Regions from separate parts of the Homo sapiens genome. Here region 2 is linked to region 1. The links are chromatin loops, found by intact Hi-C in ENCODE. Cell type or tissue: lower leg skin. All regions are shown on one strand.

Region 1 (8,000 bases):
GTCTGGGCAACATAGCAACCCTATGATGAATGGTTCCTGAAATTTTTTTCTTTTTTGAGAGACCAAAAAAAAAAAGTGTTTAGGAACCATTCATCACAGGGTTGTAGTCCTTGTGAGCTTTGTTCATTTCCTTCCTTAAAAAAGAAAAAAAAATCCCAATTTTTTTGGTATCCCACATCCCACTACCCAAGCAGAGTCCTGAGGCTGTGCGTGCAGTTGGGAAACTGAGTTACAACCAGCTGGTGGAGAGGATCATCACCTGCAAACACTCCAGTGACACCAACCTCGTGACAGAAGGTGACATTCCTCCCCTTCTCATGGATAGTATGTGGAGGGAATGACAGCTACTTAGGCTTATTTTTTATTGGGTGTCATCTCCTACCACATCCCACTAGATATAAGCTTCACAAGAAGGAGCTTGGGGAATTTCTGTTTAGTTCATTGAGGTATCCCCAGTGCCTGGCACAAGGTAGCTGCTCTATTATAAGTATTTGTTAAGTGAATGAATACAGCCAGGTTTCAAGAAAGGGACGTCAGAAGGTGGGACTGACCCCCCGGGGCTTTTGACAGGGGCTCTCTGGATGGTCCTTCCTGTTGTGGACCTTGAATTTAAGCCAAGTTTCCCCCGACTCGTCCCTTTCTGGCAGGCCTGATTGCAGAGCAGTTCCTGGAGACCACCGCGGCCCAGCTGACCTACCACGGACTGTGTGAGCTGACAGCAGCTGCTAAGGAGGGTGAACTTAGCGTCTTTTTCCGAAACAACCACTTTAGCACCATGACTAAGCATAAGGTAATGCGAGTTTGGGGGTGGCGTGCTGCGGTGCTGTCATTTCCTGGTGCCTTTTTCTCGTGGGTCCAGCTGGGATCAGCTAGATTAAGCCGTGGTAGCAAGTGACCCCTCAAATCCCTGTGGTTTACCACAACAAAGGTTCATTTCCCGCTCCTGGTGCGTGTCCACTGTGGACTGGCTACGGTTCTGTCCCACACCATCTTCACTCTGGGACCCAGCTGACAAAAGATCCTTTATCTGGAATATATGTGGGAACAGAGAGAGAGAGGGGCACTGTGCACTCATGCTTAGAGCTTCTGTTTGGAAATGACACATGTCATTTCTGCTCACATCTTCTGGCCAGAGCAAGCCATAAGGGATAAGCCTGCCGTCGATGGGACAGGAAAGTATGATCCTCCCCTAGGAGGGGGCAGTGGAATTTTTAAACAATGCTGGTCTTCAAAAGTTAGAAACTGCCAAAGCTCTCTAGGATTTGAGCAGCAGAGGGAGGGGTCTCTGGTTCTCAAAGGATTTATCCTAAGAGCCATCAGGCAAGCCCAGAGAACAATGGGAAATGGGGGGAGCAGGGTCTTATGTGGCATCTCAGCCCCAACGACTCCATGCCACGCTTAGCCAGAATGACCACCGTGCTCACACCCAACTGGACATACACTCAGACATCCCTTTCTTCCCCCCAAGGCCACACATATTTGTAAAAGGTCCGCATGCTCAGGGTCCGGGTGCGGTGGCTCATGCCTGTAATCCCAGCACTTTGGGAGGCCGAGGCGGGCAGATCATGAGGTCAGGAGATCGAGGCCATCCTGGCTAACACGGTGAAACCCCGTCTCTACTAAAAAAATACCAAACATTAGCCAGGCATGGTGGCGGGTGCCTGTAGTCCCAGCTACTTGGGAGGCTGAGGCAGGAGAATGGTGTGAACCTGGGAGGCAGAGCTTGCGGTGAGCAGAGATTGTGCCACTGCACTCCAGCCTGGATGACAGAGCGAGACTCCATCTCCAAGAAAAAAAAAGTCCACATGCTCATACCGAGATTTCTGGCAGTGAACTGCCTCCGTATCAACTGTCCCCCCAATGAGCTCTGTTCTTTTCTTTGTAGAGTCACTTATACCTACTGGTCACTGACCAGGGCTTTCTACAGGAGGAGCAAGTCGTATGGGAGAGCCTGCACAATGTGGATGGAGACAGCTGCTTTTGTGACTCTGACTTTCACCTGAGTCATTCCCTGGGCAAGGGGCCTGGAGCAGAAGGTGGGAGTGGCTCCCCAGAAACGCAGCTGCAGGTAGACCAGGTGTGTAGGGCACTTAGGAAAAGTGCAGAGAGCACATGTGCCTCAGAGAGCTTTTTACTGCATACATTTTAACTGCTAGAGGCCATGTGAACCCATGCCTCTCTCTCTGGGTTACCTCAGACCGTCTCCTCACTTGGTGTGTATTCTCTGGCACCACAGATAATGCATTTGGCTGTGTGTGCTGCTCTGTGGGGAGAAAGAGCTAGAGAATTTGAGGGATGTGGGAAAACTGATTTGGAAACCTTGCCTGAATAGCCACGGCTCTGGGCCTCAGCCCACTGCACAACTCTTGTTCTCCCCAGGACTACCTGATTGCTCTGTCCCTGCAGCAGCAACAGCCACGAGGCCCGCTGGGGCTTACCGACTTGGAGCTGGCCCAGCAGCTTCAGCAAGAGGAGTATCAACAGCAGCAGGCAGCGCAGCCAGTGCGGATGCGGACGCGGGTCCTGTCACTGCAGGTGGGCTGCTGCCTGGGCGCCCACACTCCCGGTTTCCACCTCATGCTTTGCCGGGTCCAGAACACCTGTTATTCCTGCACTGGTCTCTTCAAGGTTTCTTCTCTCAGAGTCCTTCCCCTGCCTGTCCCTCTCCCCTGGAGCCCCTTCCTGTCTTCCTCTCCCTACTCTCTGTCCCAATCCTGACACCCCTTCTTCTAGAATCTCTTCTTGTGCTCTTCCAAGGAAGTTCAGTGACCAATTGTTAAATCCGATACAGGGGAGAGGAGCCACATCTGGACGCCCAGCCGGGGAGCGTCGGCAGAGGCCGAAGCACGAGTCAGACTGCATTCTGCTGTAGCTCTGCCCCAGTGCCAGGCTGGCCTGCCCCTTCTTCCAGAGGCTATGGCTAGTTGGCTTGCTCCCCCGCCTCCACCCCTGAGATGTGCTGGATAACTTATTTATGGACTGTTGGGGATGAGAGCAGGCAACAAATGCCAAGGTCAGACTTGGTAATGTCCTTGACCTCACGTGCTGCTGCCTTCTCTGCCTCCCATCCAGGGCAACACTAGGATTGGTGGGTTTCTGGTTCTCAACTCCCGGTCCCTGAATAGTCACACGTATGTACAGACTGAGGCTCTGGGGTGAGGTCCCTATCCAGAATGCATCTCTTCTGCTTCCCATCCCTGCTGCCTGGATGCTCCTGATCACCTAGGCAGGCCTGTCTCCAGTTGTTTCAGAGCTTAATTTGGGTTTCTATCTCTTATTTGTAATGCCTTCCTGGGGTTTGGAAATAAAACTTCTGGCCGGGCACGGTGGCTCACTCCTGTAATCTCAACAATTTGAGAGGCCAAGGTGGGCGGATCACCTGAGGTTAGGAGTTCGAGACCAGCCTGCCCAAAAAGGTGAAACCCCGTCTCTACTAAAAATACAAGAAATTAGCTGGGCGTCATGGTGGGCGCCTGTAATCCCAGCTACTCGGGAGGCTGAGGCAGGAGAATCACTTGAACCTGGGAGGTGAAAGTTGCAGTGAGCCGAGATCGCACCATTGCACTCCAGCCTGGGCGACAAGAGCAAAACTGTCTAAAAAAAAAAAAAACCTTCTTTCCTGAGATCTGTTGTTTGCCTTACCCTGAAGCAATAGGGTTAAGTATTTGACCCAATTGAAGAATGCAAAAAGCGGGAGGTGGGTCAGAGGCAGGAAGGTGGTTACCTGTCATTTCTTTTTTTCTTTTTTTTTTTTTTTTGAGATGGAGCCTCGCTGTATTGCCCAGGCTGGAGTGCAGTGGTGCAATCTGAGCTCACTGCAACCTCCGCCTCCCGGATTCAAGCGATTCTCCTACCTCAGCCTCCTGAGTAGCTGGGACTACAGGCATGCGCCACTGCGCCCAGCTAATTTTTGTATTTTTAGTAGAGACGGTTTCGCCACTTTGGTCAGGCTAGTCTTGAATTCCTGACCTCAAGTAATCCGCCTGCCTTGGCCTCCCGAAGTGCTGGAATTACAGGCGTGAGCCACTGCGCCCAGCTACCTGTCATTTCTAATATAGCCTGCAGGGGGAACCAAAGCCTGACTTTTTGTTTTTGTTTCTGTTTTTGTTTTTGTTTTCTATGGGAAATAGTGCTCTCCTGGGAGGTGGGTTTCCAAATCTCTGCTTGGACACATGAATTTGAGGGTTGTGCTCTCCACTAACCCAAGAATTCCCATGCTGGGGAGGGTAGCTTGGCCCTCCGCTTGCTTCCCAGTTCATACAGATGGTCCTTTGCTCCCTCTATTTCTCACCTTGTTCTAATGCCTGTTTCTCAATTATTTTGCCTGAAGTTTCCTGGAGAATGAGGGTGAGGGGAGACCTGGAGTGGGAGACCTGGGTGTGGATTACTGTAGCACTAAGGCAAAACAGGATTCCTGCGGAATAGCCAAGTGCACATCAAAGGCACTTCCAACTCCAGTGCCTCTTCCCGGTCCATGTCCTGCTCCACCCAACCTTCAATCAGGGAACACAAACAACAGCGAAGTTTGCCAAAAGAATTCGAGTATCAGTGAGATGTTCTGGCCAGGGTACAGGAGGGATGAGTGAGGCAGAAACTATCAAAGAAAACTCATTTCCCCACACCCAAGAAGGAGCTGGATGACCCAGGTACAGATATAATTTTGAGATGGGAAAATTAAGGGATTTTAAAGAAACAGTTCCAGCCTCAACAAGAAGCTAGAGAATGTGGTGCTCAGTGAGGGGTTATCCTACTTGGAGGCCCAGCTGGTCTCCCAGGTTCAGCCAAACACGGAAATCTCAGATCCTCGGATGTCATGTGGGGTGGGGCAGGGAAGTCTCACATGTCTTCAGCCCTGCACAAGGCCAGGAGGGCTGACTGGCAATCCCCTTTCACTGCATCCTGCAGACAAGGGAATTCAGTGTTAGAAAGATCCACCACCACTATGGCCCAAGTGCTCTCTCCCCTCCTTTGGGCTGGTCCATCACAGTTCATCTGGGAGGGAAGGGTCCTCCCGGGAGCTCAGAGTCCTGCACTACATTAACCAAAGACTCCTGGGTTTTCTTTTTTAAGATGGAGTCTTGCCCTGTCACCCAGGTGGGAGTGCAGTGGCACGATCTTGGCTCACTGCAACCTCTGCCTTCTGGGTTCAAGCGACTCTCCTGCCTCAGCCTCCTGAGTAGCTGGGATTACAGGTGCACGCCACCATGCCTGGCTAATTTTTGTATTTTTAGTAGAGACGGGGTTTCACCATGTTGGTCAGGGTGGTCTTGAACTCCTGACCTCGTGATCCGCCCACCTCAGCCTCTCAAAGTGCTGGGATTACAGGCGTGAGCCACTGTGCCTGGCTAACTACTGGGTTTTCTATGGGGCAAGAATATGCTCAGCTGTGTGCAGGGAGTGAGGGTGGAGGTGAGGAGTGAAGGCCTGAGGCTCCAGGCTAAGAAGTAGCCAAGTTTCACCTGGAGAGAAGAGTAGAGGGACTTCCCAAATTTCTTCCTGAACTCAGCTCTGATACTCAGAAGGTCAGTCTCACATCGAGAGATAAGGATGCGAATCAGGACTTGGTAATTGGGCTCAGTTTCCTAGTAGGGGAAGAAAGAGATGGGGGGTAGTTAGTGAGAGTCTCACTGAGAGTAGGGGTTGAATGGCTTGGAGGGTTATTGTAGGAAGGGGAGGCAAGGTGGGAGTCAAGGGATAAGAGTGTACATTATACATTATCTCGGGACAAAAGTTATGTTTGTCCATCCTCAAGGAAGATGACACAGCAGGAAAGATCAGTCTCTGTGGGGGCAGCTTGAGTATTTATTTCTTTCCACATGTCTTTCCTGCCCCTACCATTAGCTTAGAGCTGTGTACCTCCAGAATTTGGTGGTGAGCAGCTCCAAAGATAGGTACACCAGGAAGGCTAGAAAAGATTTGGTGCATATAAAGACTGCCAGCATGAAAACCAGGAAAACTGCTTTTAACTTTCAAGTTAGTGAATATCCAAGGAGGATATACCTGCCCTATCCCTAAACTGAGCTGATGAGGCTCTGATAGGGTTCAAGGTTGTGTGACTTCTAGTTCTGATTCCAACCCAATAGGGCCATCTCACAGCCCCATCTCTGCATATTAGTTTCTCCGGTTGGACCCTTAGGCTGAAACATTGCTATCTTCCTCCTGTACATGCAGCAGGCCTGTTTTTTGGCTAAAGAAAGTAATGAAAGGTTCAGTTTAGAAATAACAGGCCAGGCACAGTGGCTCATGCCTGTAATCCCAGCACTTTGGGAGGATGAGGCGCGTGGATCATCTGAGGTAGGAGTTCGAGACCAGCCTGACCAAAATGGTGAAACCCCGTCTCTACTAAAAATACAAAAATAAGCCAGGCATGGTGGTGGGTGCCTGCAATCCCAGCTACTTGGAAGGCTGAGGCAGGAGAATTGCTTGAACCCAGGAGGCGGAGGTTGCAGTGAGCTGAGATCGCGCCACTGCACTCCAACCTGGGCAAGAAGAGCAAAACTCCGTCTCAAAAAAAAAAAAAAAAAAGAAAGAAAGAAAAAAGAAATAACAGGCCAGGTGTGGTGGCTCATGCCTGTAATCCCAGAATTTTGGGAGGCCAAGGCAAGCAGATCATTTATGGTCAGGAGTTCGAGACCAGCCTGGCCAACATGGTGAAACCCCCGTCTCTATTAAAACTACAAAAATTAGCCAGGTGTGGTGGTAGGCGCCTATAATCCCAGCTACTGAGGAGGGTGAGGTAGGAGAATTGCTTGAACCTGGGAGGCGGACGTTGCAGTAAGCTGAGATCACACCACTGCACTCCAGCCTGGGACAGAGCAAGACTCCGTCTCAAAAAAAAAGAAAAGAAAAGAAATAACACAGGTACAAGTCATCAAAATCCTGAATTATAATTGATTATACTAAGTAATGTGTTGTTATGAGAGATTTTTAAATAAAAACTTTTAATTGTAAAATTCCTGTGTTTTTTTTTTTCTGTGCACCAGTGTTGTCATCAATTCCTAATATCCTCATTTTCAGAGTTTCCTGAGTCACTTTACTCACAAGACTCTTCCCAGAACTGCCTACAACACATACTTAGGGCATCCCAATAGATCATAAACTCCTTTGACAAAACAAAAGAAAATGAAGTAAAACAGGATGCTCCAATTCATTTAGACTCATTACCTAATTGTCAGTGGACCTAATGTCTACTTCATTTTAACTTTTATGCATCATTAGTTTTGTATTGTCATAAAGATTGCCAATTGCTCCCCAGTATCCATTCTTCTCTTCTTCCAACGCTTGTTACTCTAAAGTTACAGAATTGGGCAAGAGTCACTCATTAACTGAATACTCTCATTGTTGTACAAGTATTCTTTTTTCTTGCTCTGTCACCCAGAGTGGAATGCAGTGGCGTGAATTCAGCTCACTGCAACCTCCGCCTCCCAGGTTCAAGCAAGTCTCCTGCCTCAGCCTCCCAAGCAGCTGGGACTATAGCATGTGCCAAACGCCCAGCTAATTTTTTTATTTTTAGTACAGGTGGGGTTTTACCATGTTGGCCAGGCTGGTCTCAAACTCCTGACCTCAAGTGATCTGCTCGCTTCAGCATATATATATATGGTTTGTTTGTTTAGATGGAGTCTCACTCTGTTACCCAGGCTGGGGTGCAGTGGTGCGATCTCAGGTCACTGTAACCTCTGCCTCCCAGGTTCAAGCAATTCTCCTATCTCAGCCTCCCAAGTAGCTGGAAATACAGGTGCACACCACCACACCTAGCTAATTTTGTATATTTAGTAGAGACGGGGTTTCACCATGTTGGTCAGTCTGGTCTCGAACTCCTGACCTCGGGTGATTCACCTGCCTTGGCCTCCCAAAGTGCTGGGATTACAGGCATGAGCCACCATGCCTGGCCTAATTATAATACTTAATCGTATACCTGGCATTGCATATGGCCCTAGGATCTTCACCAGGAACATTAATTTTTACTACAGATTGGTGGAAATTTGTCCTGAATCAGCCAT
Region 2 (8,000 bases), 510 kb after region 1:
TTCTTTTTCTTTTTGTTTTTTTTTTGAGAAAGTGTCTTGCTGTGTCACACAAGTTGGGTGCAGTGGTTAAGATCATGGCTCACCACAGCCTCAACCTCCCAGGCTCAAGTGATCCTTCCACCTCAGCCTCCCAAGTAGCTGGGACTACATGTGCACCAGCCAAGAAGGTAAATTTCAAGCAAAGTTAGAAGAGGGACATGGACTAGCACAGAAGGAGATACTAATGTCATAGTTGAGACCTAGAGAAACCCTTCTCCTCCAGCTTCCTCATCCAAATGGAGCATGCCCAAGGCCCCTGAAAAGAGCCTCAGAAACCATCCCAGAATCATTCTCCTCCTTCCTTTCATTACTCACCTCTCCTTTCCCAGGAAGAAATCATGGTAAAAGCCATATTCTGTACTTGGACCTCTGCAGAGAACAGCACCTAGGAATTGTTCAGCTGCTGCCCCCAGGACATGGGTGCTGGAGTGCCAGAACACCTGGGTTCACAAAAAAGGGGTTCACAAGTTCATAAACTTCTCCCTTAACCCCTAGATCTCTGAGCTCTTCCTCACAAAAGCTGGTAGGAAAGCCGGTATGGTTCTTCTAGGAATAACTACCACAAAATGGGGATCCTAGATTTTGGGGGTGACCACTAAAAAGTAACAAGCTTAAAAAAAAAGGCTGGGCACAGCAGCTCATGCCTGTAACCCCAACACTTCAGGAGGTCAAGGCAGGCGGATCATCTGAGGTCAGGAGTTCGAGGCCAGTCTGGCCAACATGGTGAAACCCTGTCTCTGCTAAAACATACAAAACTAGCCAGGCATGGTGGCGTGTGTCTGTAATCCCAGCTACTCAGGAGGCTGAGGCAGGAGAATCACTTGAACCCGGGAGGTGGAAGTTGCAGTGAACCAAGATCGCGCCACTGCACTCCAGCCTGGGTGACAGAGTGAGACTCCATCTCAAAAAAAAAAAAAAAAAAAAAAGACTGAATAGAAAAGAAAGAAGGCCAGTATTTTTTCTTCTTTCAGTGCATAGAAGCTCCAGCCCCACCCCTCAATCCTTGGTTCTTCCCAGTTCCAAAGCATAGAAGCTGGAGGCCAGTCAGTCTTCTGCTGCTCCTGTAAGCTTTTAGGGCTTCAGAATAATTTTTCTTTTTGAGACGGAGTCTCGCTCTGTCGCCCAGGCTAGAGTGCAATGACGCGATCTCAGCTCACTGCAACCTCCGCCTCCAGGGTTCAAGCAATTCTCCTGCCTCAGCCTCTCAATTAGCTGGGATGACAAGTGCTCACCACCACGCCCAGCTAATTTTTGTATTTTTAGTAGAGACGGGGTTTCTACTATGTTGGCCAGGCTGGTCTTGAACTCTTGACCTCAGATGATCCACCTGCCTCGGCCTCCCAAAGTGCTGGGATTACAGGCGTGAGCTACTGTGCCTGGCCAGAATAAGCTATCTTCTTAACACAGTGGTTACTTAGGTCTCTGTTTGGTCTTTTAGTCCTATTTTTTTCTGTCCCACGAATCTAGTGCGATATATTCCTCTTGGATTTGGTCACTATTTACACATAGATGGCAGGAGAACTCTATTTTTCTGGATCCTAATAGGCAAGGTCTGTGCTACCTGAGCTGACATGAAGAAGACAAGGTGGGGAGGTGACCAGGTTGTTTGCTCAGCTGTATAAGCCATGTTAGAATTGAATATACACTACAGATGACTTATAATGTACGTGCTCAAGAGTTGAGGGGGCTGAATTTACATATTTATCCTTTCGTTTTTTCAACATATCATCTCTCTCCCTCTCACTAGCACAAATGTTTGCTTAATAGATCGAAGCTAAGTTAAAAACTTTCACCATAAGTTTCCTAACCAGAAATAGTCAAGACAGTCTGTGGTAGGTCTCCCTCCCAACTGCAAATGGAGAAACTGCGGCAAAAGAATAAAATGTTAGAATTTCCTGCTTCAATATCTCTTGGTTTAGTAGTCACTGTATTCCTGATAAGAAAGAAACTTACTGCTTTCCCCTCTGGGGAATCGAATGTCAGAAATCTGAGGTCAGAATCTGTCTCCAAGGGCCGCTCCAGATCATAAGGTTCTCCATTCACTTGAGCAGCCACTGCAGTATCTGCCAGTGTTGAACTTCAGCAGTGGAAGGTGGGGATGAAGAAAAAGACAGGGTTACAAGGCACAAAAAGGAAAATATCACATGTTCTGATTCCTATATGAGAGTTTAAAAAGTTGATCTCACAGTGGTAGAGAATAGAGTGATAGTTACCAGAGGCTGGAAAGGATGGGGGAGGGGAGATGAAGAGGTTGGCTAATGGGTACAAAAATAGAGTTAGACAGAAGGAATATGCTCTAATGTTCCATAGCAGAGTTGGGTGAATACAGTTAATAATAATTTATTGTATATTTCAAAATAGCTAGAAGATTTGAAATAGTCCCAACACAAAGAAATGATAAATGTTTGGGGTAACAGATATCCTGAACACCCTGATTTGATCATTACATATTGTATGCATATATCAAAATATCACATATACCCATTCATATGTTCAATTATTATGTATCAATTATTAAAAAGTAAATTAATGATTTAAAACAGACAGGGTTACAATCCACAGTGGGGAGAAAGTTGCTCATCTCTCAGCAACTGTAAACTTGCAAAGGTGAAATGAGTTACCAGAGCAACAGAAGCTTTCATTTCTTTCCCCAATGAAAGGACAGAGACTCTGATGCAGAAACTAATACAGATAAAACAAATCTCAGGCCGGGTTTGGTGGCTCATGCCTGTAATCCCAGCACTTCGGGAGGCTGAGATGGAAGGATCGCTTGAGCCCAGGAGTTCAAGACTAGCCTGGGCAACATGGAGAGACCCCGTCTGTATAAAAGAACAACAACAAAAAACAAAAACAAAATCTTCAGGAAAGGCTATCTTAATGGGGACGGAACAGAAACAAGCAGACCAAGTTTTCTTCCCCTGCTCAAGTGAAGAGAAAGTAAAGGGGCAGAAGGATAATCCTGGTAGTTACAGGATGGGCCTGTTACCTGATCTGCCGGGCTAGTTGGTAGGGGGTTGTGTTCCATGCCACAGCATCAATTTTCTGGCCTCCAGGAAGTGATATCTTAATAGTCCGGGGTTCCTTCTGTGCCATGCTTGCTAATCTCTTTACCTGAGCAGCCCACAGCTCCTCAAAAAGGCCAAGCCGCTCTGCCAACCAGCGTGGAGGGGTCGACACAACTGCCTGGAGGGAAAGATATATTAGCAGGTAACACACGTCCCATCATTCTTTCTTAGAATTGCAGATGATGGCACTTTGGGATGGTTAAGTGGACTTCGTCCGAATTCCTACTTTTTAAGGGGATTGGGTGATACAAGACCCTAGGCTGGGGGTCCTTCGAGCTCAGAGTCCCCCAGACCGCTAACTCGAGAATTAGATAACGAGTTTAGATACGAGTCCTTTTCTGGGGACTCGGAGGACCAGGGAGAGGAGGAGTGGCGTGAGGCTGGGTTAACATAAAAATTTGGGGGCTTCGGCTGGGCTAAGTCTGATGCGGATCGGAGCTTTGGGGGTGCCTCACGCACCGTGTGTAGCCTGCAAGCCTGTAAACCTTGGAGCCGGAGACACCGCCACCTCTGATACAGGGCCATGTTCCTTCACACCAGTGCCTACATCCTCAAACAGATTATCGCCGCTTCTCCTCCACGTAATTCTTCATTGGCTTCTGGTCCAACAAAGTCCGTGTCTATTGGTTACTACAGCTGCCACTCTAGTCTGGCACCACCTCCAGGAACTCCGAAGAGGTACACCCTACACAGCACCAGCAGCGGTGTGAGTGGTTCCGGCTGACCGGAAGACCGAAAATGTAACACACCCTCGCTATTCCCCCAGACCCGTGGCGTTTCAGCTGAAACCCAAAAATAGCAATTAGGCGTCCTGTGGCTTTGAGGACAAGGGCAGGTGAACTTTTGAGGGCGAGAGTGGGAGAAAACCAGACAGGAAATGGTAGTAATTTCCCTTTAACTATACATTTTATTTTACGTGGTCCTTACAGCAAGTAGCAAAACTTAAGAGCATAGACTGGGGAACCAGACAGACCTAGTGTAAATTCTGGATCTGCCATTAACTATGTAATTTTGGGAAAATTATTAAACTTCTCATATTTATTTAATAGAGACCGGGGGGGGCGGGAGGGGGGGGCGGGTCTCACTATGTTGGCCAGGGTAGTCTCGAACTCCTGGCCTCAAGCAATCCCTCCCCTCCCCCCCACCAAACCGCCACCGCGCTCCGGCCTCCCAGAGTTCTGGAATTACAGGCATGAGCCGCCTTGCCTGACCTATTTAATTTCTCTAAGCCTCAATTTTCTCAACTATAAAATGAGAATAGTGTTGCTCCCAATTGTTGAGTTAAATTTTATGTAAATCGTCTAGTGTGGCCCATGGTTTTTTGGTAATGGGCAAAAGCAACAAGAAGCTATTATGATAAATGACTGTAACAGTTTTATTTTTTAATTTTGAGACAAGGTCTCACCGTTGCCCAGGCTGGAGTGCAGGGGTACAATCATGGCTCACTGCAGTCTCGACCTCCTGGGCTCAACTGACCACCTCAGCCTCTGGAGTAACCACTTTAAAGCTGGAGCAAAGATGGCCGCGCGCAGTGGCTCACGCTGTAATCCCAGCACTTTGGGAGGCCGAGGCAGGTGGATCACCTGAGGTCAGGAGTTCTAGACCAGCCTGGCCAACATGGTGAAACCCCGTCTCTACTAAAAATACAAAAATTAGCTGGGCGTGGTGGTGGGCGCCTGTAATCCCAGCTACTTGGGAGGCCGAGGCGGGTGGATCACCTGAGGTCAGGAGTTCTAGACCAGCCTGGCCAACATGGTGAAACCCCGTCTCTACTAAAAATACAAAAATTAGCTGGGCATGGTGGTGGGCGCCTGTAATCCCAGCTACTTGGGAGGCTGAGACAGGAGAATCGCTTGAACCCGGGAGGTGGAGGTTGCAGTGAGCCGAGATCACGCCATGCACTCCAGCCTGGGGGACAAGAGCGAGACTTCATCTCAAAACAAAACAAAAACAAAAAAGCTGGAATCAAGAATCTGCAGAGGTCAGTTTGAGTCCCTTTATACTCATGGTGCTTAATAGGGACTTTATAGACCTTTTAATCTTTTTTTTTTTTTTTTGAGATGGAGTTTCACTCTTGTTGCCCAGGCTGGAGTGCAGTGGCGTGATCTCGGCTTACCGCAACCTCCGCCTCCCCAGGTTCAAGCGCTTCTCCTGCCTCAGCCTCCCGAGTAGCTGGGATTACAGGCATGTGCCACCCCAGGCCCAGCTAATTTTGTATTTTTAGTAGAGACAGGGTTTCTCCATGTTGGTCAGGCTGGTCCCGAACTCCCAGCATCAGGTGATCCGCCTGCCTCAGCCTCCCAAAGTGCTGGGATTACAGGCGTGAGCCACCATGCCCGGCCGAGACCTTTTAATCTGACAGATGAGGAATTTAAGGTCAAACAGCAAGTGCTGATGGTGATTTCTGAATCCAAGCTTGGTTTTCTTTTACCACACCATGCTTTCTCTAGAAGAGTTTGCTCCCAGTATACTCCCCCATCACCTCAGAAAGAGGTGCCTGACTAGAATTTTAGCTCTCTGCTCCCTACATAAGCCCTTTGCCTCTAATTCCTATCCCAGCTCTCAACTTCCTTTATCCTTTCTCTTCCCTCTCCCTGATACATCTAGGACACAGGACTAGGTAAATTTCATCAAATTTACTCAGTAAATATGGGAACATGGTCAGATTTGTAGTAAAGTATGAAGGGAAACTGACTTGGGGGTAGCCATCAGGCTGTCAGTAATTCTCATTAGTCCCCTCACCTGGAGGTGGGGATGGTTAGAGTTGGTTCTGAAGTTTCAATGGTGATAGAATCAAGGGTTGTAGAGGAAGAGGTGTCAGAAAAAGCAGTTTAATCAAGGTTTCCGGAGAGACCAGGTTTCCCGGGCAGGGCAGTTGATCTGAGTCACAGGAGCCTCCATGGATCTTGGGTCCATCTTCTGGTAGACACCCTGAAATACAAAGAGAAAGAGACAAGAGTGTGGGAGAGGAAGATAACTTGTGTGTGTGTGGTTTGGAGAAGGTAGTTAAGAATTTTTAAATGGCATTCAGAAAGGGTGGCAACAGGCAGAATTCTTCTCATGCCTCTGCACCAAAAGGGGAAAGGTGTATTGCAGGCAACAAAATGGTAGGTGCCCAATAATTATTGAATCAAGTATGTACCAATCACGGTATTGATTTGATGCTCTCATTTACTAACTGCTTACTGTGTGCAATGCAGTGAGCTGGGTGCTGAGGGGATGCCGATCAATCAACTACCACATCATCACCTATGTAACTTGTGTTGCAGTGGAGGAAGGAAGGAATGTTGAGTTATTCCATCCGCCCTCTGTAAGAAGCAAGCAAGCAAGTAAGCAAGTGCAAGAGCAAGCTAAGGCCAATTCATGAGTTACTGGTTCTTCTACAACTTCGGACTTGTGACTAGCATATGCCTCAGTATTGGGGAATTTTAATCCATTAGTCAGCCTAGGAAACATCTATTCTTTTTTTTTTTTTTTTTTTTTTTTTTGAGGTGAAGTCTTGCTCTGTTGCCCGGCTGGAGTGCAGTGGCATGATCTTGGCTCACTGCAACCTCCGCCTCCTGGGTTCAAGTGATCCTCCTGCCTCAGCTTCCCCAGTAGCTGGGATTACAGGTGTACGCCACCACACCCAGCTAATTTTTTTTGAGTCAGAGTCTTGCTCTGTCGCCGAGGCTGGAGTGCAGTGGCGCTATCTTGGCTCACTGCAACCTCTGCCTCCCGGGTTCAAGTGATTCTTCTGCCTCAGCCTCCTGAGTAGCTGGGATTACAGGTGCGCGCCACCACGCTCGGCTAATTTTTGTATTTTTAGTAGAGACAGGGTTTCACCATGTCAGGCTGGTCTCGAACTCCTGACCTCGTGATCCGACCACCTTGGCCTCCCAAAGTGCTGAGATTACAGGCGTGAGCCACTGTGCCCGGCCTGTTTTTTGTTTTTTGAGATGGAGTTTCACTCTTGTTGCTCAGGCTGGAGTGCAATGGCACGATCTTGGCTCACTGCAACCTCCGACTCCCAGATTCAATCGATTCTCCTGCCTCAGCCTCCCGAGTAGCTGGGATTACAGGTGCCCGCCACCACACCTGGCTATTTTTTTGTATTTTTAGTAGAGATGGGGTTTCACAATGTTGGCCAGGCTGGTCTTGAACTCCTGACCTCAGGTGATCCACCTGCCTTGGCCTCCCAAAGTGCTGCGTTTACAGGCGTGAGCCACCATGCCTGGCTTGAAACATCTATTCTTAAAACTTGGGCTGTTGCCCCTCCACCCTAGACTACTACTGAACACCCGGTGCTATGCCTTCACTATTTCACCTAATTCCTAAAACAACTATGTCAAGTATACTCCCTTTAAAACAGGAAAATGATTCTCAAAGAAGTAAAGCCCCCAGTCTATCTGAATGCAAAGCCCTTGTTGTTTATGCTATGCCATACTGCCTCTCAGGGACCAGATTGGTCATAATGTGTCAGGTTATAAGATTCTGATACTTGTGGCCAAATAGGCCTTTGATATAGGGTAAAAGAGGTGGGTCCAATAGAAAGCCAAGAAAAGAGGCGTCTTCCGACTTTTCTCTACCAGATTAAGGTTAAGGAAAAAAGTGTGCACAAAATAAAGCTAGATTTCCACAGAAGTGCAGGAAAAAGGGAATCCACAGTGAAGGGTGTCCTAGGCCCTTAGTAAAATTTTAGGAAATTCTCAGCTTAACTCCACTTTTGGAATAGAAATTCCAAGGTGACTAGAGTCCTAGTTCAGAAGGTATTGTTTTTATAGCTTTAAACTACATGTAACTTTAAACTACATGTAAATATTTTCCACTTGTCCTCAGGATCAGCACATACCTCCAAATCTATCTTACTTCTTAGAAGCACTAAAGATGTAGAAAGTATATTTGGCTGGGTGTGGT

The links. Peaks named below come from ENCODE experiments on the same cell type or tissue, not always from the same donor. Only the 100,000 strongest peaks of a DNase experiment are listed, where the experiment ranks them.
Region 2: it touches region 1 in a loop (3-fold over the local background); 3 of 110 quality-filtered maps call a loop at or near these places.

Annotation. Positions count from the first base shown.
Region 1 is chr1:150,992,159-151,000,158 of GRCh38, reverse strand. ANXA9 (annexin A9) reads right to left here. Exons shown (of 14, transcript NM_003568.3): 13 at 5,460-5,582; 14 at 4,525-4,899. The coding sequence ends at 4,837. It overlaps MINDY1 (MINDY lysine 48 deubiquitinase 1), which reads left to right. Exons shown (of 10, transcript NM_001376665.1): 6 at 195-297; 7 at 648-790; 8 at 1,886-2,077; 9 at 2,380-2,535; 10 at 2,792-3,324. The coding sequence ends at 2,872. Among named protein-coding and RNA genes, the nearest start is that of MINDY1, 11 kb to the left of the region's middle. RefSeq lists enhancers at 2,115-2,614, 3,964-4,183. In lower leg skin, a CTCF peak has its summit at 4,095 (motif pointing right); a DNase peak (open chromatin) is centred at 4,035.
Region 2 is chr1:150,483,080-150,491,079 of GRCh38, reverse strand. It overlaps TARS2 (threonyl-tRNA synthetase 2, mitochondrial), which reads right to left and starts at 3,661. Exons shown (of 18, transcript NM_025150.5): 1 at 3,564-3,661; 2 at 3,026-3,222; 3 at 1,993-2,116; 4 at 355-479. The coding sequence starts at 3,629. LOC124904416 (a long non-coding RNA gene) reads right to left here and starts at 6,569. Exons shown (of 2, transcript XR_007066600.1): 1 at 6,291-6,569; 2 at 5,726-6,035. RefSeq lists enhancers at 3,567-3,836, 3,330-3,836. In lower leg skin, a CTCF peak has its summit at 3,743; a DNase peak (open chromatin) is centred at 3,759; H3K4me3 peaks cover 512 bases.